2 separate regions of the Homo sapiens genome follow, and region 1 is linked to region 2. Evidence: read pairs that join two places in POLR2A ChIA-PET (ENCODE). Cell type or tissue: PC-3. All regions are shown on one strand. Links, peaks and the distances in the headings refer to the core of each region. The heading gives the core; the rest is flanking DNA.

Region 1 (12,292 bases), core at 4,104-12,103, 1.6 Mb after region 2:
ATGGTGCCTGCCCCTCCTCACTGTGGCAGGCCAGAGGGCCTATGGAGTCTGTGGTGTCGGGGGTGGCCTCTGTGAATGGGAAGGCAGGGACAGCCCTTCCACTACTGGTGTTCTAGCACATCTCCTTCACTTACAGAAGAGGAGACTTAGGTACAGAGGGGAGAAATGACTTTTCCAGGGGTCCTGCAGTGAGGATGTGTAGAGCCAAGCCCAGAACCATGCCTCCTGGGTGGCTGGCAAGCACAGGCACCTGGTCTGACTGTGGAAGACATACCTTCCTTGACTGAGGGTGCTTCCGGAGAAGGCCCACACTGATCTGGGGCTGAGAGGTGGAGGACGGGAATGGGATTTTCAGCAGGCCTTTCCTGGGGACATGAGATGGGGCCAAGGGCACTGTAGTCCTGGTTCTGTGCCTAAAGGAGCTGGAGCTCTGCCTTGCACCCCAGACAGGGGTCATGAGATTCCCTTCCTCCTTCCCTGGAAGAGGGCCATCTTTGGGCAGCAGCCCTCCCAGGCCTTGAGAAATCCCGGATGAAGCACGCACTGGCTCAGTATCTCCCTCAGCTTCCCAAACACTGTTGCCTCATGGGGGGTCAGCGTTCAGGGTGCAGAGAGCCCCAGAGAGGTGGCTGGGGTGGGGAGGATGGGGTGTCTGGTCCCAGCCTGGAGGGAAGGGGGAAGCCCTGGGAAGCAGGGCCTCCTGTTCTGGGGGCAGGGCTGGGTGTGTGCCTGGCCTCCTGATGGCAGCAGGTGCTGTACCACCAACCTCGGGCTGAAGACAGGGAGAGGAATTACTGTAAGGGGGAGAGGCAGGTGTTCTCTGGTCAGCTGGAGATCTGGACTTGGGAAGCACGTGAGTGAGGATGACAGCAGTGGCCAGGTGTCCCTCCCTCAACTCGGCCCCTACATCCGCCCCCAGTCCAGACCCAGCTTCCTGAGCACTCAGCCCTCCCTCTGGGTACACAGCAGCCCTGGTGGGCAGAATTCCTTGTGTTTACCTCGTTGTCTGGGTGATGGTGGTGATTGGGTGGAACTCCCATGCCAGATATACTGCCAAGGCCACCCTGAGGGGCTGCCAACCGGGGCCCCATGAGTGCTAGAGCTGCTGGTCTTGTGACGTGGGCACCTGTCTGCCAGGCCTGGGCACGGGCCCAGGGTCACGCTCATGCTGGGGCTCCCGTCAGCTGACTATTTTGGGCTCTTGCTGACCTGGGCCAAAGTCAGGTCCAGTCAAGAGGGCCCAAAGTGGCTCCCCCCATCCCCAGAGGCCGGCTCTGGTTTCTGCTATATAAACAGAGGAGGACACGCCGGCTTGGAGGCAGCACCACATCCAGAGCTCGCTCAGCTGCTGCCCAGCCTCGGCTGTGAGGATAGGCTGGCTGGGCAGCACGTCTCTCCCCACAGGGCTCCCTGAGACCACCAGGAAGAGCCCCCAACCAATCTTGGGATTCTCCCTTCGTGCGGTTGTCTGGGACCTTTTTCCAGGGTCAAAGCAGATCGTGAGGAGGAAGCTGGTGAGTCTTGGGACAGGGACATTGAGGAATGGGAGCTGGGCTGTTTGGATTTTTTCCCATTGTGACTGTCATGCCAAACCCTTTGGCCTTGGGCTGCGGGGAGGAAGCAAGGGTGGCCGACAACTGGAGGCATGAGTGTGCAGCTTGACCACAGCTGGATGACGGTAGTTGGACTTGTGAACGCTGTGACTGAGAACTAGGAGAGGTGTACAGAGACAGCTAATGCAGTCTAGCTCCTTTCTCAGAGCTTCCCCACAGGGTGTCCGTCCTCCTCTCCTCTCCACCCCGCCTGGATGAGGCACTGGTCACTGCGGCGAGTTTGGTGTCCATTGGGGTATCTCAGGATTGGCTTCTGAGTGGGGCCCCTGAGCCCCCACTAGTTGGGACTGAGTGGCTGGGCCAGGGGCTTGGCGTTCTGCTGAGCCCTCAGTCCCTGGCCTGCCCCGCTTGCCGGGCCCTTGCCCGGCCTCCCAGCTGCTTTGGGTGCCTGAGAAGCAGAGCTGGAGAGAGGTCTGGCAAGTCCGCCAACCAGCTTGCCACAAACACGCTCCGGGACCTGGGCCAGGGACTCTGGCCCGGCATGGAACAGGCAGCAGCTCCTTACGTGGGAGGCTCCTGTGCTCTCCTTCCCAGTTCTCAAAAAAAAATTTTCCCCTTTCTGAACGTGAGTCTCTAAACGAATCCAGAGCCTGTGACTAAAAATACTTTAACAATAGGAAAGTGCATCAGTCTTTCCGGCTGGGACTCGTTATCAGAGAGTTTTTATTTTGGAATTTGAAATTTTGCCCACGTAGGCTGGGTGGAGACCTTGGGCAGAGGCAAGGGAATTTGGTGGGTGCTGATGTTCTGCAAGGTGGTGGGAGACCCTCCAAGGCGAGAGGAGAAGAGAGCTGGCCAGGAGCTGAAGAGACTGAGAGGGAAACTGAGGGAGGTTCAAGGCGTGGGGCAACCTTTCCCAAAGGAACTCCGTGATCTTGTCTGTGTTTTCCAGCCCCGTCTGGTGGTTCTTCCTGAAGTCTGATCTTATTCTTTTATGCTGTATGTTAATTTCTTCTGGCCTGAGAGGGAGGGAGGGAGGGGTAGAGAAATCACTGGACTGAAGATAGCCTCTGTGGCCATAGCCTGACCTCCTTAATTAACTAGCTCTCTCCAGAGTATTAATTGACCACTCGCTGCATACACAGTCTAGAATTCTCCCAGTGCTGGGTAGAGCCACATCTCTGGGCACACTCTCTTTTCCTCTCACTCAGCCCAGGAGTGGGAGAAGTAGAGATGGGGTTACTGTTTGTCTGTAGTTCCTGGAGCAGGAGGGCTGCCGGCTCCCCCGTCCAGCTGAGGACCCTGCTATCTCCTGCCCCTGCCACCCTCCCTGCCAGCCCCAGGATTCTGCTGCAGGCTGCTGTGGTTGTCCCGTTGCAGACATGAGTTCCACAGGGCCGAGTGTGGGACTTGAGTATGCATGGATTTTGGTATATGTCGGGGTCCTGGAACCCATCCCCCTGTAGCACTTCCCTGTGCCCTGGAGGTACTGCCTGCCTCCCGACTTCCACCCTCACTTGCCATTACAGGTTTCCCATGACAGTGGGGGAGCCCAGGCCCCAGGCAGTGCTACATTTGGATGTGGAGCCTCTCCTTTCCATTGTGAACTGAATTCTACCAGCACTGGGCCTGGTGATGTCTGCATTAGGCAGATGAGGAAGCAGTCTTGGAGAGGACAAGGGACTGGCCTCAGGTCACACATCAGGCTTGCTAGCTCCTGGACAAAGATGCCTCTGATAGCTCTTCCATATTTCGCCCCTGCTGAGAGCTGAGGGGAGGAGTGCGGCCACTAGCTGACCTGCCTGGGTCCCTGGGAGGCTGGTTTTGGGGAGGTAGTGATACATGTGCTCATGGTAGGGCTTGGGCAAGGGCCAGGAGAGCAGAGCCTGGGCCTGACCTTTCACCCCTGGTTCCCAGAGCTGCCCACGGGAAGCCCCCAGGGCAGTAGGCAGTGCTTCCCTGCCCACAGTGCAAATCCCCCTGCCTACTGCCAAAGCAGGAAGAGGAAGTGGCCGGGTCAGGGCTGGCAATAGGCCCTGGGGCCGAGGAGGGGAAGCTCCCAGGGCCACTTCTGAGCTGGAGAAGGCAAAGCTCACTCCTTCTGCCCACCCCAGGGGAAGGGTGTGGAGGCCCATGGGTGGGGACAGTCTCAGTGAAAGTAGGGCAAGTTCCTGACCTCTACTCAGTAGGGGTGGGGCCCAGCCCAAGGTGGAGGGGCAGCGTGGGAAAAGGGCTGTGTAATTCCACTTCCTTCATCCCCTGTTTACCCATCTCCACCCCTACCCTCTGGGCTGGGGAATGGTGGTGGACATTGGCTGCTCACTTGGGGCCTGCCCTGGGCTACTTACTACTGAGGATGCACAAAGGATCTTCCCACCACGGACTAGGAGACAGTGCCCTTGTCCTCATGTTGTTCACATACTGGTCGGTGAGGGATGGGTCTGAGTACATGATAAATCCCTGGGCCCCATAAGATTTGACTAGGAGGGGTAAGGGCCTGGTGAACTGCTCAGAAAATAAACTGTGTTGTCAGCAGGAGGACCCCTTTCTACTATGAGATATTGCATTCCCTGCTAATCATACTTGTGCTCTATCTGTTGATAGAACAAATACATAATGAGAAACAGCCACTGTGCTTTCAGAAGAACACACTTGAAAGAATTTGTTCTCAATAAATTACATCTGCATCTGGATCCATATGAAGAAATACGTTCCTCTCATTCAGGCGTGGCTATTTTAAAATAAAATTTGGGCCGGGCACGGTGACTCACGCCTGTAATCCCAGCACTTTGGGAGTCCGAGGCAGGCGGATCACGAGGTCAGGAGATCGAGACCATCCTGGCTAACACAGTGAAACCCCATCTCTACTAAAAATACAAAAAATTAGCCGGGCGTGGTGGCGGGCGCTTGTAGTCCCAGCTACTCAGGAGGCTACTAGGAGGAAGGGAAACAGTATGCACAGTGGGTGAAACAGTATGTGCAAAGTGGGTGGTGGGAAGGTTTAGCTCAAGGTCCTTATATGGGGTCGGTGGGGAACTGCGGTGATGAGGGCAGATGGATAGGCTGGGCCGTGGTGTGGGGGCCTGACTAGGTGGGGCTGTCTCGTCTCCATCGTGACATCTCTCCCCGCCCTTCCATGTTGTCATGGCCTTGCCTTACCTCCAGGTCCCTGTCTCTAGTTTTGGATACCTCTCTCATTATTACCTGTTCCCTCCTACCCCATCTCCCCGACAATTAGCTGTTCACTCTGACCTTGTTCTTGAAGGTTAGACTTGGAGGGGTGTGTGCTGGGAGTCTGTGGCCAGTCTGGGACCAGCATTTGTTTTAGGCCTCCCAAAGTCCACGTCAATTGTGCCTTTCTCCAAAGTTCCACTAGCTGGACCCCACTCTCTCAGAGGCCCAGGCCATTCTCCCTTGAGGGCCCACAAGGCCTGGGATCCCCAAGCCCCTTTCACCTCTCTCGCCTTTATCTTAGGCTAGGTGCTCCACACGGGAACCTGCATTGGTGGCCCCAGCTGTGTTTCCACAGAGGGACTTTGCCTTTTTCTCCTTATTTACTTATTTTCAGAATGTGGTGTGTTGAGCACCCCCACCATCTCCCACCCCTGCAAGCATGACCAGGTGGCAGCTGTAGTTCCTTATCCTCCTCCAGGCTTTGGGGCAGCAGGACTGCAGCCTCCATAACCTGCAGCAGCTTGGGGAGGTGGGGCCTGGGCTGCAGGCCCAGATCTGGAGGCTAGATGCTGAGATTCAGACCAGGGACCTGGACAGCTCCTCACCACACTCAGTTTTCCTTGGGCTTATGGGTGGGCCTACCCCACAGGATGGTCTGTGCCACTTTTTACAAATGCCAAGTTGTGAGGAGGAGAGGAGGGTGCCTGAGCTTGAGGCTGGTTCAACTCTCAAAGAGCTAGCAAGGCTGGGCCGAGGGCGGTGGCTCACGCCTGTAATCCCAGCACTTTGGGAGGCCAAGGCGGGTGGATCACGAGGTCAGGAGATCGAGACTATCCTGGTTAACACGGTGAAACCCCGTCTCTACTAAAAATACAAAAAATTAGCTGGGTGTGGTGGCAGGCACCTGTCGTCCCAGCTACTCAGGAGGCTGAGGCAGGAGAATGGCATGAACCTGGGAGGCGGAGCTTGCAGTGAGCCGAGATCGCACCACTTCACTCTAGCCTGGGCGACAGCACCATCTCAAAAACAAAACAAAACAAAAACAAAAAACAAAAAAAGAGCTAGCAAGGCTGAGATTGAGCACAGACTGGTCAAGCCACAGATAACGCACTTGTTCTTGCTGGTTGGCAGGAAGAACAATGGCTTGGCTGATCATCTTTTGCTACCTATTAAAATTGGTTTTATTTTGGCCGGGTACAGTGGCTCATGCCTGTAATCCCAGCACTTTGGGAGGCCAAGGCGGGCAGATCACAAGGTCAGGAGATCAAGACCATCCTGGCTAACACAGTGAAACCCCGTCTCTGCTAAAAATACAAAAAAATTAGCTGGCGTGGTGGCAGGCACCTGTAGTCCCAGTGACTCGGGAGGCTGAGGCAGGAGAATGGCGTGAACCCGGGAGGCGGAGCTTGCAGTGAGCCGAGATAGTGCCACTGCACTCCAGCCTGGGTGACAGAGCGAGACTCCGTCTTAAAAAAAAAAGTTAGTTTTATTTTCTAGGGAAGGCCCTGCTGGGGTGGAGGGAGACATCCTGGGGCAAAGTGGGTGCTAGGTGAGGAAGTCAGCCTGTGACACAGCTGGGATCAGTTCCACCCAGCAAGACTTGCTGTGTGCTCCTGAGCAAAGTGTAGCTCCTCTTGGAACCCTTGACTCCTAATCTGCAAAATGGGAGGACTTGAATTCTATATGTGGTTTTAAACCTTTTTTTTTTTTAAGCTGTGGAGTCATTTTCCACAAAAGGATTCCACAAAATCTAAGCAAAATCTTACGGAAAAGCCTAAGAGAAAGAAAAGCAAAACTTTGCCTGAAATGAGGTAGGGATCCTGGATGGGTCCAATTGGCATCATCCTGCCCACACTTCACATTCAACCAGTGGCCTTGAAGGAAGATGGTTTGGAGCAACCCAGAGCTCTCTGCAGATGCATTCACGTTGAGACTGTATGCTGGGATGGAGGGTTCTGGCAGGTTCTGACCAGATGACTGAATGCCATCAGCATTACAGTCACCCCTTGGTTTATGAAGGGGGTTGGCTCCAGGACCCCAACTTGTACTGCGAATACTCAAGTCCCACTGTTGGCCCTGTGGAACCTGTAGATACTAAAAGTCGGCCCTCTGTATATGTGGGTTTTTGGATCCATGTTGGATTGAAAAAAAATCCCCAAATCCCCATATGAGTGGACCTACACAGTTCAAACGTGTTGTTCAAGGGTCAACTGTGTATGAAGACTGCTCCATCTGTGGTGGACAGTGAGGCTTTAGAAAGAGGAGACAGGCAGGCTAATGGATGGTCTTCATGGGTGTGGGAAAGGAGGAGTGGTCACTGGGCGCAGGCAGTTGGTCTGTGGGACCAGTGAGGCATGGGCTGTGGCTGGCAGTAGGAAAGCGGGAGAGGCTGAGTGCAGTGGCTCATGCCTATAATCCCAGCACTTTGGGAAGCCAAGGCAAGAGGCTTGAGCCTGGGAGGTCCAGGCTGCAGTAAGCCATAATCATGCCACTGCATTCTAGGCTGGGCAACAGAACAAGACCTTGTCTCAAAGACAACAAAACAAAACAAAAACGGGGAGAGGAAAGGACCCAAGAGATGTTCCAAAAAAGAATTTCAGGAAACAGTGAAAAGTTGCAAATGGGGCATCAGGAGCCAGGAGCAGAGATTAGGTGGCAGGCAGGGGGTGCAGAAATGACAAGTTCTGTCTGGAACAGATGAAATTTGAGGTGCTTGTGGGACCTTTGAGTGGGCAGAAGCGGGGGCTGGAGACAAGGGTGTGGGAAAACTGTGATGGGGGTTGAGGGTGGAAATCGGGCCGGCAGAGCCTCCGGGGCAGAGAAAGTCCTATGGGGTGACCAGATGAGTTGAGAACTGGGTGGGTGGGTGCAGGCTCAATGGAAGCAGAAACTCATGGATATTGACTTACATGGGAGAAGGGGAATGGATGGGGGTCGCAGTGGGGTGGCAGGGCTCTCTTTTCCTTGTTTTTGTTTTTTTGCCCTTCCCTCTTCTCTTACTTTTCCGTGAGGGCTCCCCAGGCTCAGGAGAGATCAGGGTGGAAGGGTGACGGCCAAACCAGGGAAGGCTCCAGGTGGCTGAAGCCTGGTCTGTGCCCAGCAGGGCCCTGGCGGGCTGTTCCTCACTCCACCGGGCAGGTGATAACTGGTCAGAGCTGCCTCCCCACAGGTGCTGGAGGTAGGCTGGGAGGGCCGGTGCTCCCTGATGTGGACAGGGGGAGGGGTATTGATAAGAGGCGTGGAGAGATCCCTAGAGATGCAGTCTGTGGCCCTGGGTTCCAACCCAGTGTGCCACCACCTGGCTGTGTGACCTTCAGCAAGTGCCATTATTTCTCTGAGCCTGTTTGTTTATAAAATGAGGAAGAGTTGGCACAAGTTTGAAAAGATTTCTCAGGCTCCACCCGGTTCTGAAATTCGGTAATTTCCCAACTAGGGTGCACTCCCCCTGTAAGGGGCTGGGGAGGGGACGGTGCGAAACCAAGTTCAGCTTGTGGAGCGGAGCCAGAGCTGTTGGCCGAGCTTGGGCCTGGCCAACGCCTGCCCTCGGGAAGGTCCTGTGTAGGGAGACTGCCTGGAGGGACTAAGCGAGGGCTCTAACTGACGTCTCAGGGGCAGCCTCTCAGCCTGAGACCCTGCTGGGGAAGCCGCGTCCTGTGCACTAGCTGCGCCTAGGGCTGAGGTGAGGGCGCAGGCTCCCCAGGGTGTGTCCGAATTGCCCGCCTCAGCCCGCGGCCTGTCCTGACCGCCCAGCAGCGGCAGCAGCGACACCCTAGGGCTCCAGGAAGGGCTTGGGAAGGTGTAAAGGCGGGGCTAGGCTCGGAGGGAGCCGGAGGGACCGGGCGCGGTTGGCTCCCGGGAGCAACTGGAGAGTGAGGAGATCCTCATCCGGGGAAGCCCCGCGGCCGCGTCTCTACAGCGCCCCTTCTCGGGCTCTGGCCCTCCCGCTGGTTATTCTGGACCTGGGGGCCCCCAGCTGGGACCCGAGTCCGGTGCGGGGAGCCTAGTGGGCCTGGGAGCTGCTATTTTTAGCGGGCGCGGCGGGCGCGAGGAGCCTATTTATAGATCAAACAATCCGCGCTCCCTGCGTCAATGGAACCCCGCGTGCGTCACGCGCGCAGACATTCCAGGCCCCCCCTCCTCGCCCCGCCCCCTCGGGCTCCCCGGGCCGCACCTCCCCCTGGCCGCCTCCCGCCGGAACCGCACCGCCCCCCGCGCCCTTGTATGGCCAAAGCTCGACGGGCGGCCTGCGTCAGTGGCGCCCCCGCCCCTCCCCGTGCGTCACGGAGCGCTTAAGAGGAGGGTCGGGCTCGGCCGGGGAGTCCCAGTGGCGGAGGCTACGAAACTTGGGGGAGTGCACAGAAGAACTTCGGGAGCGCACGCGGGACCAGGGACCAGGCTGAGACTCGGGGCGCCAGTCCGGGCAGGGGCAGCGGGAGCCGGCCGGGTAGGTTCCCTTCGGGGAACGTGCATCTGTTTTTAGGAGCGGTGCATGAAGGAGATGGGTGTACGCGCGGGCAGAGAGGATGTTGTAGGGCCGGCATGCAAGAGGGTAGGTGTAGTGTGCAGCTGTAGCACAACGGGATGAGAACCCAGGTCAGACTGGAAACTACTGGGTGCGGGGTAGGAGGTAGGGGAGGTTGACTACCTGCAAAGTGGAAGCTGTAGGGGGTTGGGGTTGGCGCCGGGAGTAGGGACTTGTCCAGCAGGCGGCTGGCCTTAGTTCAGTCTCCTAGGGTGCCCAACTGGGCGCACGGTGCTCTGAACTTGGGTGGGTGTGGATGGGGGTCACAGCACCGTGGGGGAACAGGTACACAGAGCTTTGGCGCTGCTGGGATCCGTACGATTCTAACTGGGATTGGATTTCCAAAAGGCCCTCCTTCCTCCCAGCCTGTCAGCTCCCTCCCAGTGTCCCGGTTGTTTTCTTAACACTTTAGAGGCTGTGGCTGAGTTGGCAGGGGTTCCCCACCCTGAACTTTCTGTCTGAGGTGCGTTAGGAAGCCTCCGGATCATTGAAGGAAGTGACTGGCTTGGTGGCTGACCTGTGGAGGGCTGCTTGCTGTGTATTGAATAAAGGAGGCTTCTTGGGGTCGGGGCAGGGTCTCTGTAAGCACAGGGAGAATTGATTTCGCTGGGGCTTGGATCACGTGTGTGTGTGTGTGTGTGTGTGTGTGTGTGTGTGTGAGAGAGAGAGAGAGAGAGAGAGAAAGAGAGACAGAGGTGGAAACCCTTGTCCTTGGGGATCCTGGATAGAAGTTGCCAGTGTTGGAGTCTTGGGGCGGTGCTGCCTAGAGGATACCTCCCAACCATTCCAGCTCCAGATGCTGATCATCCCTATGCCCCCTCCCCCAGTAGTCTCTGTTGGATCTTACAGGTAGGGTGCAGCCTGAGGCTTGTTCAGCAGAACAGGTGCAAGCCACATTGTTGCCAAGACCTGCCTGAAGCCGGATTCTCCCCACTGCCTCCTTCAACCCCGCCTCTTCCTCCTCCTGTGGGACTGCTCCCCCCTCCTGTGAGGCTAGATGTAGGTCCATATCTTGTGTTGTTAAGAACCTGCATGAAGGGGGAGGGACTGATGGGGGTTGATCCGGATGTGGGACGTCCAGGTGGAGAAACAGGATTTGAATAAGGCAGGAACAAGCGCCCAGTTCTGCCCAACTGCTGTCTTTCCTCCTTCACCCCCAGCCCATCCCTGGCCAGGCTGTCCTAGTGCAGGCAGATGTGGCCACCCTCACCTCTCGCAGGGTGCTGCATGCCTGTGGACTGGTGCCACTGGGTGTGTGGGGCCTGAGCTACAAGGGTCTCTGTTGTCTTGGTTGTCAGGCTAGGGGTGGAGGTGCCCTGTTCAGGGCCTGTGGAGTTAGAAGGAAGGCTAGGACCAGAGAGGACTTCCTGGGCTCTTGGCCAGGAGGTGGTGACAGCCTTTGCCCCCATCACTGCACCCCTTGATTATGGTACTCTGTTCCTGCTTGATTTCTTCTCCAGCTTCCCTCATTGACTGGTGAGGCCAGAGTTACGCAGACCCCAGGTGTGTAGGTTGGGAGGGAGACTGTCCTGGAGCCTCCTCTGCATTATTTTTTGACCATTCTGTGAATGTAAGGATCTGCCTGAATGATGCTATCTCTGTTCAGGCTCTCTTCAGGCTCCTCGGGACTGGGGCTGTGTAACCCCCTTTGCCTGAGCCTCTGGATTCTTCAGGGCACAGACCCTGCTTTAGTGGAGGGACCCAGGCAGGGGCAGAATGTCTTCCACCCACCCACCAGCAGGCTTCTCCTTAAGTCTTCTGCTGGACTCTCAGAGTTCTCTTATTAAGATAACTGGGGGCAGCAGAACATTCTTTTTAGGTACTGTTGTCCATTCTCCTGAGAGTCCAGGGGGCTGTGGTCTCCTTCCTCCCCCCTTGCCCTGTCCCCAGCAAATGGCCTTTAAAGGTCTGGAGCCAGGTTACCGATGAGGAGGCCTAGGTTCCCTTCCTCTTTGCTTCTGGGAGCATCTCGAGCAGTGCAGAGTGGCTTCCCAGCCCCAGATGGCAGGATTGGGGTGGGTTTGGGATCTGCTGCCTTTGCTCAGTGTGCAGGGTTGGGGTGGAAATGGGGGACAGGCTAGGGCCTCTGCATTAGGCTGCCTTCTTAGGCAGGTGGGCTTTCACTTCCAGCTCCTCTTCCATTTTCACGATGTCCTTCTTCCTAGGCACTGCGAGGGGAGGAGAAAAGGGGCTTTGCAGAGGCCTGGGAGTATTCCCAGGAAGTGCCTGGTTGGCGAAACAACCAGGGAGCTGCTCCTGGGAGCTGGGCTGAGGCTTTGCTGGGCTGCCTCTCCCACTCACCCTTCTCCCGGCCCCCACCATGCCTTCCCCATGGGGGAGGGGCAGGGGGCTGGAGGAACACAGCTTCCCCCTGTTCTAGCAGAGAAATGCTGGCTGTATGCCTCCCCTAGGGTTCCCAGGCTGACTAGGGTGTGGCTGGCCTTCTGATGGAGCCCACTCATGCTGGGCCGCTGCCCAGGGGCTTTGTGGCACCTAGGTCGAGATGGTACTCAGGCCAGGGGTCAGGATTCCTGGGTGCTCTGGTCCCGGTGCCTCTGTCTCATCTTTAGGCTGGGATTCCTGCCACCTTGCTGCTCTGGGGCCCAAATACTTTGAGACAAGGCTATAGGCTTGTCCCACTGACTCTCCTTTCCCTCCCTGGGGTCTCCTCTCTCTCCAGAGATGCCCTGTATCCAAGCCCAATATGGGACACCAGCACCGAGTCCGGGACCCCGTGACCACCTGGCAAGCGACCCCCTGACCCCTGAGTTCATCAAGCCCACCATGGACCTGGCCAGCCCCGAGGCAGCCCCCGCTGCCCCCACTGCCCTGCCCAGCTTCAGCACCTTCATGGACGGCTACACAGGAGAGTTTGACACCTTCCTCTACCAGCTGCCAGGAACAGTCCAGCCATGCTCCTCAGCCTCCTCCTCGGCCTCCTCCACATCCTCGTCCTCAGCCACCTCCCCTGCCTCTGCCTCCTTCAAGTTCGAGGACTTCCAGGTGTACGGCTGCTACCCCGGCCCCCTGAGCGGCCCAGTGG
Region 2 (12,292 bases), core at 2,306-10,305:
TTAGTAACAGATGAAAAATATTCACAGTACTTTCAACCTCATCTCAATTAACTGCATCACTACGTACCATCAATACAACCATTTGGAAACCTAGGCATTGTCACTGATGACACATTTGATCCCTGTCTTTACATGTCTAATCTGTTCTCAGGTCCTGTGAAAATGCTTTCCAAAAATCTCCCATTGTTTAGGCTTGAACACTTGGAGTAGCCTCTTAACTGCTGTGTTACCAGTTTTTCCCCCCCTTAACAATCTGTTCTTCACATTGCTACCAGAGCTAGTGTTCTAAACCATAATCCAGTAACATACACTTAGTTCGACTTGATCCTCATTCCCTGTGTGCTATAGTTATTCTTATTTGTAAATGTAATACATTATTCTTACTAATCCCTCTGTGTTGAACTCTGTGTGTCACTTTCTGTTTTAAGCACTTTACATGTATTGACTCATTTAATCCTTACAGGAACCTAATGAGATAGTGCTTTTGTTTTCTTCAGTTTCCTAGTGAGGATAATAAGACACGAGGGTAACCTACCTAGTTTCACATAACTAGTAAGTGGAAGAACTAGGATAACAGTGACTTACATTTATTAAGAGGTTCTAAGAACTTACCATATTTAAATCTCATAATTGCTGTGAAGTAGGTGGGATTATTAGTTTCCATATTACAGATGAGGCTGTTTTCTAGCTGTCATTCTACTTCCTCTGTCTATGATGTTCTTCTCCCTTTTATCTTTCCCTGCTTTGAGGCTTTTATAAAGATATTCTCCTGAGTCTTCTTAATAGCTTTAAAGTTTTAAAGTATTTCAGAAGTGGGTCTTTGGTATATCTGGAATTAATTTTATATATAGTATAAGATAGGAATCTAGTTCTATTTTTCCCCATATATGGAAAGACATTTATTTCAACACTTAATTTTTTGTCATTTCTATTCTTCTGCAACTTCTGCAGCTATGAGATTTGTTTCAGATTCTCTGTTTTCTTTGAGTTCTGCTTCCCTGAACCAATATGGCTGTTTTGTTTTGTTTTGTTTTGTTTTTGAGACTGGGGTTTCTTTCTCTCTGTCACCTAGGCTCGAGTGCAGGGGCATGATCACGGCTCACTGCTGCCTCGACCTCTCAGGCTCAAGTGATCTTCCCACCTCAGCCTCCCAAGTAGCTGGGACCACAGGTGCACACCATCATGCCTGGCTAATTTTTAAATTTTTGGTAGAGTTGGGGTCTATGTTGCCTAGGCTGGTCTCAAACTCTTGAACTCAAACAGTCCTTCCATCTCAGCCTCCCAAAGTGCTGAGATTACAGATGTGAGCCACCACACCATGATTGCATTCCTGGATATCACTGTTTAATTTAATTTAATTTTATTTTCTTAATTTATTTATTTTTGAAATGGCGTTTCACTCTTACCACCCAGGCTGGAGTGCAGTGGCACAATCTCAGCTCAATGCAACCTCCACCTCCTGGGTTCAAGCGATTCTCCTGCCTCAGCCTCCGGCGTAGCTGGGGTTACAGGTGCCTAACAACCACGCCCAGCTAATTTTTGTATTTTTAGTAGAGACGGGGTTTTGCCATGTTTGCCAAGCTGCTCTCGAACTCCTGACCTCAGGTGATCCACCCACCTCGGCCTCCCAAAGTGCTGGGATTACAGGTGTGAGCCACCTTGCCTGGCCAGATATCACTGTTTTAATTATCATCATTTTATAATATCCTTATTTATTTCTGCTAGTTCTTTGTCCTTGACCCTATTTTTCAGGATTGTGTTGGCTCTTCTTAGATCATTACATTTTCAAACAATTTTAGAATATTTGTCTAGTTCCAACAAACAGCCAAACAAAATCTATAATGGAATTAATGGAATTCTGTTCAATTTATTGGTTAAATTGGGGACAGCTGGTTGTTTTAGCCTACATTATTCATTATTATGGTAACTATTATGTATTTCATTGTTAATTCAATTCATTTTTACTACTTTAAAATAATTTTGGTTGCTTTTTCTTCTTGGTGTCTTACTGATTTTTTTTAATGTTTTAATGTCTACAGATAATCACTATTTTGATTATTCCTTATACCTCCCATTTCTTATTTCTATTGCTTTTGCTGGGGGTCTCAGATATAGTAGTAAAAACACAAATATTTTATTATAAGTAATGTTTTTCTCTGCCATTTTAGTTTTTCTTTATGCTTCTTTTGATGAGCCATCACATAGCAACATAAGTTGCAAGAAAATTCACATTAACTTTTATACCATTTATTAAAATCAAATGACCTAACACCTGGAAAGACAGGTGCAGAAGCAAGGAATGCTATACTCCAATCCTGGTGGTGCTTTCTGCCACCAGCTGTTGTATCTTGAGTATGTCAGGCCAACCTGTAAGGTTCTGGTTTGTTTCTTTGTAGTGTCCATGCTCTTCATTTCTAAAGTTCTGTGATTTAGAAGTGATGACGTTGGAGGAAAGGGACATTAAGTGGATAATGTTTATCCACTCATTTCCTAATTTATTGATGATTTCATTAAGAGGCAGTGCTTCATTCTGTTTCAATTGTGATTTCTATGCCTGAAAATAACTGGTATCAGTTCCTTTCAGCCTAAGGAACTTCCATTGGTGTTTGTTACAGTACCAACCAGCAACGAATTCTCTTAGTTTTTCCTTAACTAAAAATGTCTGGTATTTCACACTCTTTTTTGAGACAGTGTCTTGCTTTATCACCCAGGCTGGAGTGCAGTGGTACAATCTCAATTCATTGCAGCCTCCTCTTGCCTCGCACCCACCCCCGGCCCGAGTTAGCTGCAACTACAGGTGCATGCCACCATGCTCAGCTAATTTTTCTACTTTTTTTGTGGTAGAGACGGAGTTTTGCTGTGTCATCCAGGTTGGTCTCTTAACTCCTGAGGGCAAGCGATCCCCCCACTAAGGCCTCCCAAAGTGTTGGGACTATAGACGTGAGCCACTGCGCCCAGCATTTGTGATGAGTATTTTCCATGGATACAGAATGCAGGGATGACAGCTAAAATTATTTTCCATTCTTTTAAGATACCATTCTGGACTCTTGTTTCTGATGAGATGTTCACCATCATTCACATGGTTCTTCCCCTGTATATGATGTGTCCTTTTTCTTTGCCTGCTGTCAAGATGTTTTATTTTTGGTTTCCAGTAGGTTGGCTATGGTGTGTCTAGTATGCTTTTACTTATTATACTTGGGAAATACTAAACTTCTTGGCTCTGTATGTTGATATTCTTTACTGCATTTGGGGAATTTCCAAATACTTGCCAAAAATTTTTTCTGCCCTCTCTTCTCCTTTCTTTTTTTGGTACTCCAATTTCATATGTTGGACTGATTGATGTCACTGAGATTCTGTTCATTTTTCTTCAACCTATTTTTGTTGTTGTTGTTGTTCTCCAGATTGGATCATTTCTGTGGATTTGGGTTCATCTTCAAGTTCACTGAACTTTTCTTTTGCTGTCCCCAATGTGATAGGACTGTCCAGTGAATATTTTAGATGCTGTATTCTAGAGTTTCCATTTTTCAAAATATTTCTTCTCTCTCTGCTGTGATTTCCCCTTAATTTCAATTTATTAGAAACATAAATGTTATCCATGAATATATGTACTTGTAAGAGCTGTATTAAAACTTTGTCTGCAGTCTGACATCTGGGTCATCTTGGAGTCCTTATTTTCCCTCCCTTTTTTTGATTCTTTTTCACCTGCAGTTCCATGCCCTGAAATATTTCTTTCATTGCCGTTTTCTTTTTTTCTTTTTTCTTTTTTTTTTTTTTTTTGAGACGGAGTCTCGCTCTGTCGCCCAGGCTGGAGTGCAGTGGCACAAACTCGGCTCACTGCAAGCTCCGCCTGCTGGGTTCACGCCATTCTCCTGCCTCAGTCTCCTGAGTAGCTGGGACTACAGGCGCCTGCCATCACGCTTGGCTGATTTATTTTTGTATTTTTTAGTAGAGACGGGGTTTCATCATGTTAGCCAGGATGGTCTCGATTTCCTGACCTCATGATCTGCCCACCTCAGCCTCCCAAAGTGCTGGGATTACAGGTGTGAGCCACCGCGCCTGACCAATTGCTGTTTTCTTGACTAGTGGTCTCTCTCTCTCCCTCTCTCTCTCTCTCTCTCTCTCTCTCTCTCTCTCTCTCTCTCTCTCTCTCTCTCTCTCTCTCTCTCTATATATATATATATATATATTTTTTTTTTTTTTTATAGACGGAGTCTCGCTCTGTTATCCAGGCTGGAGTGCAGTGGCATGATCTTGGCTCACCAAAACCTCTGCCTCCTGGGTTTCAAGCGATTCTCCTGCCTCAGCCTCCCGAGTAGCTGGTACTACAGACGCATGCCACCATGCTTGGCTAATTTTTGTAGTTTTAGTAGAGACAGGGTTTCACTATGTTGGCCAGGCTGGTCTCGAATTCCTGACCTTGTGATCCGCCCGCCTCAGCCCCCCAAAGTACTGGGATTGGAGGCGTGAGCCACCACACCCGGCCTAGTGGACTGTATTTTTAAAATAATGCTGTTTACTTGATTTTAGTTCCTTAGGGGACATTTTAACATTAAAGTGTACTATAATGTATGACATTACTTAGGTAAAAGCAATAGCCATAGTTATTTTTTAGGTCTTGTTAAAATCAGTTTGTCAAGGTTGGCCATAATTGATTTCTTATTGTTTGACTGATTGCAATTTTAGGAGTGGAGGAGGGTTCCTGGCCTATGGCTGTAAGGATCATAAAATGTATCTTTCATACATTCATTGCAGTGGTAATTTTATGCTTTCACATGTGTTATTTCATTTGATATTCCCAGCAACTTGGTGTGCCTTTGGTTTCTAATCTAACCTTCTTATATCTTCATATTATGTAGCTTGAGCATCCCAAATCCTAAATTTGAATTGCTCCAAAATCGAAAAGTTTTTGAGTACTAACATGCTGCTCAGTGGAAATGCTCATTAGAGCCTTTTGGATTTTCGGATTTGGGATACTCAACTGGAAAATACAATGCAAATATTCCTAAATACAAAAAAAGCTGGTACCAAGCATTTTGGGTAAGGCATACTCAGCCTGTGGTTTTATTAAAAGGGTCAGCAAACATTTTCTTTGAAGAGCCAAACAGTAAATATTATAGATGTTGATGGCCATGTAATTCCTGTTGCAGCAACTTGCAGGGCAAAAGCAGCCACAAGCAGTGCATAAAATGGTCTGCTTTATAAATTTACCAAGTGTTAGAGCATTTTTTTCCTTTTTAAAAGTAATATAGGAATTTGAAGCATATAAATTGATAAAATGGTATAATTAGTTACTGTTTACCCATTATCCAATTTTTTCCCCCAGTTTTATTTATTTTATTTTATTTTTTAAAGAGACAGGGTCTCACTTTGTTGCGCAGGCTGGAGTACAGTGTGCGTGATCATAGCACACTGCCACCTTGAACTCCTGGGCTCAAGGGATCCTTCTGCCTTCAGAGTAGCTAATTATTTTGTTTGTTTGTTTGTTTTTGTGGAGACAGGGTCTTGCTGTCTTCCCAGGCTGGTCTCAAACTCCTGACTCAAGTGATCTTCCCACGTTGGTCTCCCAAAGTGTTGTGATTACAGGTGTCAGGCACTGGGCCCAGCTCCGCACCACTCCCCCCCCATTTTTTTCTATTTTTTTTGAGACGGAGTCTTGCCGTGTTGCCCAGGCTGGACTGCAGTGACGCAATCTCAGCACATGGCAACCTCTGCCTCCCAGGTTCAAGGAGTTCTCTGCCTCAGCCTCCCGAGTAGCTGGGATTACAGGCACCTGCCACCACGCCCAGCTAATTTTTGTATTTTTAGTAGAGATGGGGTTTCACCATCTTGGACAGGTTGGTCTTGAATTCCTGACCTTGTGATCCACGCGCCTCGGCCTTCCAAAGTGCTGGGATTACAGGAGTGAGCCACCAGGTCTGGCCCCAGCCCCCAGTTTTAAAATTTTGGCAAAATGGACATACAATATACCATCTTAATTGTTCTTATTTTTGTTTGTTTTATCTTTTTCCCCCCATCTTAACTGTTCTTAAGTGTACAGTTTAGTGCTATTAAATACATTCACAATGATTTGCAGCCATCACTGCCATCTATCTCCAGAACTCTTTTTATAAGACTGAAACTCTATAAATGTTACCCAATTTTAACAGTTAGTAGAAAATGGCCATTGTTTCCTCTATATTCCCACTCATTTCTCTCCACAACCCCAGTCATCTTGAAGCAAATTTCAACCTTAATTTCAGATTTCATCCATAAATAAATTAAGATTTGTATCTCTATCAAGAGGGATTCTTTCCCTTTTTTTGAGACTGCGTCTTGCTCTTATGCCCAGGCTGGAGTGAAGTGTGGTCTTGGCTCACTGCAACCTCTGCCCCACTGGGTTCAAGCAATTTTCCTGCTTCAGCCTCCTGAGTAGCTGGGATTACAGGCACCCACCACCACGCCTGGCTAATTTTTGTATTTTTAGTAGAGACAGGGTTTCACCATGTTGGCCAGGCTGGTCTCAAACTCCTGACCTCAGTTGATCTGCCTGCCTTGGCCTCACAAAGTTCTGGGATTGCAGGCGTGAGCCACTGCACCCAGCCGAGATTCTTTCTTAATACATGACGACAATATCATCATTAGACTTTTAAAAATGAACAATGTCTTGAACATTATCAAGTACCTAGTCACTTTTCATATTTTCCTGATTCCCCTTCTTTCTCGTTTTTTCCTCTTTAAAAATCTGGTCTGGACACTGTGGCTCGTTCCTGTAATTCCAGCACTTTGGCAGGCAGATCACATGAGGCCAGGAGTTCCAGACCAGCATGGCCAACATGGTGAAACCCTGTCTCTACTAAAAATACAAAAATATTTAGCCAGGCTTTGTGGCTTATGCCTGTAGTCCCAGCTACTCGGGAGGCTGAGGCCCGAGAATCATTTGATCCTTGGAGGAGGAGGTTGCAGTGAGCCGAGATCACACCACTGCACCCCCAACATTGGCGGCAGAGCAAGACTGTGTCCAAAAAGAAAGTAAAATAAAAAATAAAAATCTGTAGTTTTTTCCTATAACTTTGTATTTTTTTCTTTTGGAAGTTTATGGGTAAGATAATCATTATCTGTCTTGCAGTGTTTCTTGGAATATAGATTTTGCTGCCTTTATTCTTGAGTGCAGTTTAACATGATTCTCTGTCCTTTCTCTCCTGTTTTTCATGCAAATTGGTCGCTAGATCTTTTTTTCTTTTTCTGTTTTTTAAAGACATGGCTATCATGGAAAGTAGCTAGATACTGATCTGTCTCCCATATTTCATGCATTTTGGTAGCAAGAGGCATGATGCCTTGCTACCTTGGTAGCAAGGGTTTGATTTTTGGGGCAATAGAGAGGATACAAAAGCTAGCTGCTATGCTCATTGGTCTGTTAATTCATTAGAGATTGCTAAAATTGTGGTATTTCTCTATCTATTTTTCATTTATTAGAAACTCTTACTCATCTTCATTACCCTGAGTTACAGGTTCTATGTGAAATCCATGTTACATGCTTGACTCTGGCTTTTATTACCAGTTTTTAAAAGTGTTGATTTTTTAGCCAATTTTTATCTGTTTTCGGTTTTGAATATTTAAACATATTTGGGGTGTTTACTGTTCGTGTTGATATTGGCCTCTTTGAATTGACTCCTGAGACCTTTTGTTATACAGCCATAGCAATTTTTTTTTTTTTTTTTTTTTTTTTTTTTGAGATGGAGTTTTGCTCTGTTGCCAGACTGGAGTGCAGTGGCACGATCTCAGCTCACTGCAACCTCCGCCTCCTGGGTTCAAGCGATTCCCCTGCCTCAGCCTCCCAAGTAGCTGGGACTACAGGTGTGCACCACCACGCCCAGCTAATTTTTTGTGTTTTTAGTAGAGACATGGTTTCACCATGTTGGCCAGGATGGTCTTGATCTGACCTCGTGATCCGCCCGCCTCAGCCTCCCAAAGTGCTGGGATTACAGGCGTGAGCCACCCTGCCTGGCCAGCCGTAGCAATCTTTACTGGTTACCTTGCTGTGCAGTTTGTCAAGATGTTCCAGGCTCTTACACATTTCATGCCAAAGGACTGGAGTCAACCAGTTCTTTTAAATCCTTAGGCTACTTTATGGGGAAATGGTATTTTGTGGACCACTGCCTAGACACAAGTAGTATTTGTGTCTACTGGTTTTGTCATTGTTTCTAAGCTTTTTTAGACAGAGCTGTTTAGTTTTTATGTTTTAAGACAAAAATGTAGGTTTGTACTGATGCTTACAATTTAAATTCAGGCTGTATGGTTTTCCTTTCTTCTGCCTCATGTCTGTTTCTCCTTTTTCCCATATGAAAATCTCGGAAAAAAATCCGCCTCCTGGGTTCAAGCAATTCTCCTGCTTCAACCTCCCGAGTAGCTGGGATTACAGGTGTGCACCACCATGCCTGGCTAATTTTTTGTATTTTTTTAGTAGAGATGGGATTTCACTATGTTGGCCAGGTTGGTCTTGACTCCTGACCTCAGGTGATCCACCTGTCTTGGCCTCCCAAAGTGCTAGGATTACAGGCATGAGCCATTGTGCCTGGCTGCCTTGTCTCCTGTTAATTTTTTTTTGACTTAATAGTGTATTCTGGAAGTCACTTCATAATGGTGTTTAGAGCATTTTTTCAGTTCTTTTTTACGTTTATGATACTCAGTTGTTTGGATGTACACGTTGTGTTCAACTGGTGATGGACTGTTGGGTTGCTTCTGGGGCCCATAGGTTTCCTCACCTTTTACAATTAGTGTTAGTGAATAGTCACGTGGGTATATTTTTTCCCCACAGCTTTATTAAGTTATTCTAGTTGGCAAATCAAATTGTATACATGCCTTTTTGGTATTGCAAACATTTAAAGTCAGCAATTTTGAATTACATAATACATTATTATTAACTATCATCACCCTGCTCTCCAGAACTTATTTCTTCTAACACAAACTTTATACCCTATGAAACATTTCCCCAGTCCCTGCCTCCCCCTATCCCTAGCTTATGGTAACCACCATTATACTGTCTCTATGAGTTCCACCTTGTTAGATTTCAAATACAAGTGAGATCATGCAGTGTTTGTCTTTATGTGCCTGCCCTATTTCACTTAGCATAATGTCTTCTAGGTTCATTCAGGTTGTCACAAATGACAGGATTTCCTTCTTTAAGACTGAATGGGTCTGGGCATGGTGGCTCATGCCTGTAATCTCAGCACTTTGGGAGGCCAAGGCAGGCGGATCACCTGAGGTCAGGAGTTCAAGACCAGCCTGGCCAACATGGTGAAACCCCATCTCTAGTAAAAATATGAAAATCAAGGCCAGGCGCGGTGGCTCATGCCTGTAATCCTAGCACTTTGGGAGGCTGAGGCGGGTGGATTGCCTGAGCTCAGGAGTTCCAGACCAGCCTGGGCAACAGGGTGAAACCCCGTCTCTACTAACAATACAAAAAAATTTGCTGGGTATGGCTGTATGTGCCTGTAATCCCAGCTACTCTGGAGGCTGAGGCAGGATAATTGCTAGAACCTAGGAGGTGGAGGTTGTGGTGAGCTGAGATCGTGTCATTGCACTTCAGTCTGGGCCACAGAGTGAGACTCTGTGTCTTAAAAAAAATACAAAAATCAGCCGGGCGTGTTGGTGGGTGCCTCTAATCCCAGCTACTCAGGAGGCTGAGGCAGGAAAATCATTTGAACCAGGTGGCGGAGGTTGCAGTGAGCCAAGATTGCACCACTGCACTCCAGCCTGGGCGACAGAGCAAGACTCTGTCTCAAAAAAATAAATAAATAAACAACTGAATGGTATTCCAGTGTGTGTGTACACCACGTTTTCTCCATCGATTCATTTGCTGTGGACACCGGGTTGTTTCCATATGTTAGCCACTATAAGTAATGCTGCAACACAGACAGTAGTGCAGATACCCTTCAGCATACTAATTTCATTTCCTTTGGATATACATAGGGTTGTTGGATCATACGGTACTTCTATTTTTAACTTTTTTTTGACCCAGAGTCTTGCTCTTGCCCAGGCTGGAGTGCGGTGGCACAATTTCAGCTCACTGCAATCTCAGCCTTCCAAGTAGCTGGGATTACAGGCGTGTGCCACCATGCCCAGCTGATTTTTGTGTTTTTGGTAGAGACGGGGTTTCACCATTTTGGCCAGGCTGGTCTGGAATTCATGACCTCAAGTGCTTTGCCCGCCTCAACCTCTCAAAGTGCTGGGATTACAGGCATGAGCCACTGAGCCTGGCCTATTTTTAACTTTTGAGGAATCTCCATACTAGTTTCCATACTGGCTATACTAATTTACCTTCCCAGCAACAGTGTACAAAAGTTCCCTTTTCTCCATATCTTCTCTAACACTTCCTGTTGTTTTTTTTGCTGCACCCATTTTAATAGATGTGAGATGCTATCTTGTGATTTCAACTTACATTTCTTTGATGATTAGTGATTTTGAGCATTTTTACATATGCCTGCATTTCTTTTATGAGTGAGTTTAGCATCTGTTTCATATGTTTAAGAGCCGTTTGCCTTTTTTTGTTCTGTGAACGCTGTTCATAGCATTGTTGGGCCTTTTCATGTCTGTTTTTACAATTCGTGTATTAGAGATACTAGTACCCTTGCCTGTGATGAGCTACAATTTACTGTTTTGACTTAGTTTTTTGGGAGGTTTTTACTCTGCTTGTTGTTGTTGTTTAGAGACAGGGTCTCGCTCTGTTGCCCAGGCTGGAGTGTGGTAGTGCGATCATAGCTCACAGCAGCCTCCAGCTCCTTGGCTCAAGCAGTCCTCCCCACTCTGCCTCCCAAGCAGCTAGGACTACAGGTTGCATGCCACCATGCCCAGCTTTTTTTTTTTTTTTTTCCTTGTAAGGGATGGGTCTCACTGTGGTACCCAGGGTGGCCTCGAACTCCTGGGCTCATGCGATCCTACCCCCTTGACCTCTGAAAGTGCTCAGGTTACAGGTGTGAGCCAGCACACCTGGTTATTTTGACGTGTGTTTGTGTGTGGCGGGGGGGGTTTTACCTTGTTTACTATGGTTTTTATACCATGAAAACGTTTTTATTATTTATTAATTAATTAAAGCTGTCATTTTCTTTTCTTTTGCTCTACTGATTCTACTGTAGGCAGAAATAGTATAGTCATGTAAAATATATGTTAAAATGTAAATTAAATGTATTTTTTAAAATATACACTTAATTCTTTGTTGCTATAATGTGTTCCTCTTCTAGGCAAGGATAAAAGCCATCAATACATTTTTTGCTAAGAATGGTTATCGATTAATGGATTCTAGTATCTATAGTCACCCCATTCAAACTCAAGCACAGTATGCCTCCCCAGTCTTTATGCAGCCTGTATATAATCCTCACCAACAGTACTCGGTCTATAGTATTGTGCCTCAGTCTTGGTCTCCAAATCCTACACCTTACTTTGAAACACCACTGGTAAGTGAGATCCTTACAATAAAATATAATAATATTTTTAATTTGAGCTGAAATTTGAAGAAATCAGTTGGAGTGGGAGCTCATTTATGTTGACATTGATGACTTTTTGGCCTTTATTTTATTTTATTTTTTGTATTTTTCGTAGAGATGGAATTTTGCCATGTTGCCCAGGCTGGTCTCGAACTCCTGTGCTCAGGCAGTCCACCCGCCTCAGCCTCCCAAAATGCTAGGATTACAAGCCACTATGCCCGGCCACTTTTTGGCTTTTAAACAGTGATATGGATATCTAATTCTCCATACCAAATAAATGCATATGACTAAGAGGTGAGCTATTAGAGCGCATAATTTTATTCCATAAAATTTGCTGAGTGAATTGAAAGAAGAGACTGGATAACTTTTGCGTGATTTTAAATGCATTTTAGTGTTGCGAAATGTCAGACCAGACATTCTTTACTAAGTTATGAATTGTTCATAAATCCAGTGGTACTTGAAGTGAATATTGCAGAAATGAATCAGTAAAATATTTTAAGATATTTTTGGCTTGTAAAAGATAAATTCATAAGCTCATTAAGGTTCTTGTGACCCTCACACCAGATTTTACCTTTGCCATTAATATTGTTTAAACATACATTTTTTTCTAGGCTCCCTTTCCCAATGGTAGTTTTGTGAATGGCTTTAATTCGCCAGGATCTTATAAAACAAATGCTGCTGCTATGAATATGGGTCGACCATTCCAAAAAAATCGGTAAGATAAAAACCATAGCTGTAATGTATTTTAAACAATTCCTAATGGATCTTAAGGCATTAATAGCAATGTTTGTTGTCAGGCTCAGTAATAAGGTTTGGTGGATTTTTTGTTTGTT

What was found. ChIA-PET counts read pairs that join two places held together with the same protein. Peaks named below come from ENCODE experiments on the same cell type or tissue, not always from the same donor. Only the 100,000 strongest peaks of a DNase experiment are listed, where the experiment ranks them.
Region 1: POLR2A ChIA-PET joins it to region 2 with 23 read pairs; 2 of 35 experiments call an interaction of 5 or more read pairs at or near these places.

The regions. Positions count from the first base shown.
Region 1 is chr12:52,042,398-52,054,689 of GRCh38, forward strand. It overlaps NR4A1 (nuclear receptor subfamily 4 group A member 1), which reads left to right and starts at 9,045. Exons shown (of 7, transcript NM_173157.3): 1 at 9,045-9,171; 2 at 11,930-12,292. The coding sequence starts at 11,932. It overlaps LOC107984510 (a long non-coding RNA gene), which reads right to left and starts at 8,757. Exons shown (of 2, transcript XR_001749148.3): 1 at 7,637-8,757; 2 at 6,208-6,812. RefSeq lists a silencer at 8,680-9,089 and enhancers at 9,181-9,738, 10,590-10,709. In PC-3, for the core only: CTCF peaks have their summits at 8,456 and 8,665; DNase peaks (open chromatin) are centred at 8,564, 8,904 and 10,294; H3K4me3 peaks cover 3,346 bases; H3K27ac peaks cover 2,250 bases.
Region 2 is chr12:50,442,244-50,454,535 of GRCh38, forward strand. LARP4 (La ribonucleoprotein 4) reads left to right here. Exons shown (of 16, transcript NM_052879.5): 9 at 11,217-11,429; 10 at 12,071-12,174. Among named protein-coding and RNA genes, the nearest start is that of SNORD133, 8.2 kb to the right of the region's middle. In PC-3, for the core only: no CTCF peak of the experiment used is centred there; no DNase peak of the experiment used is centred there.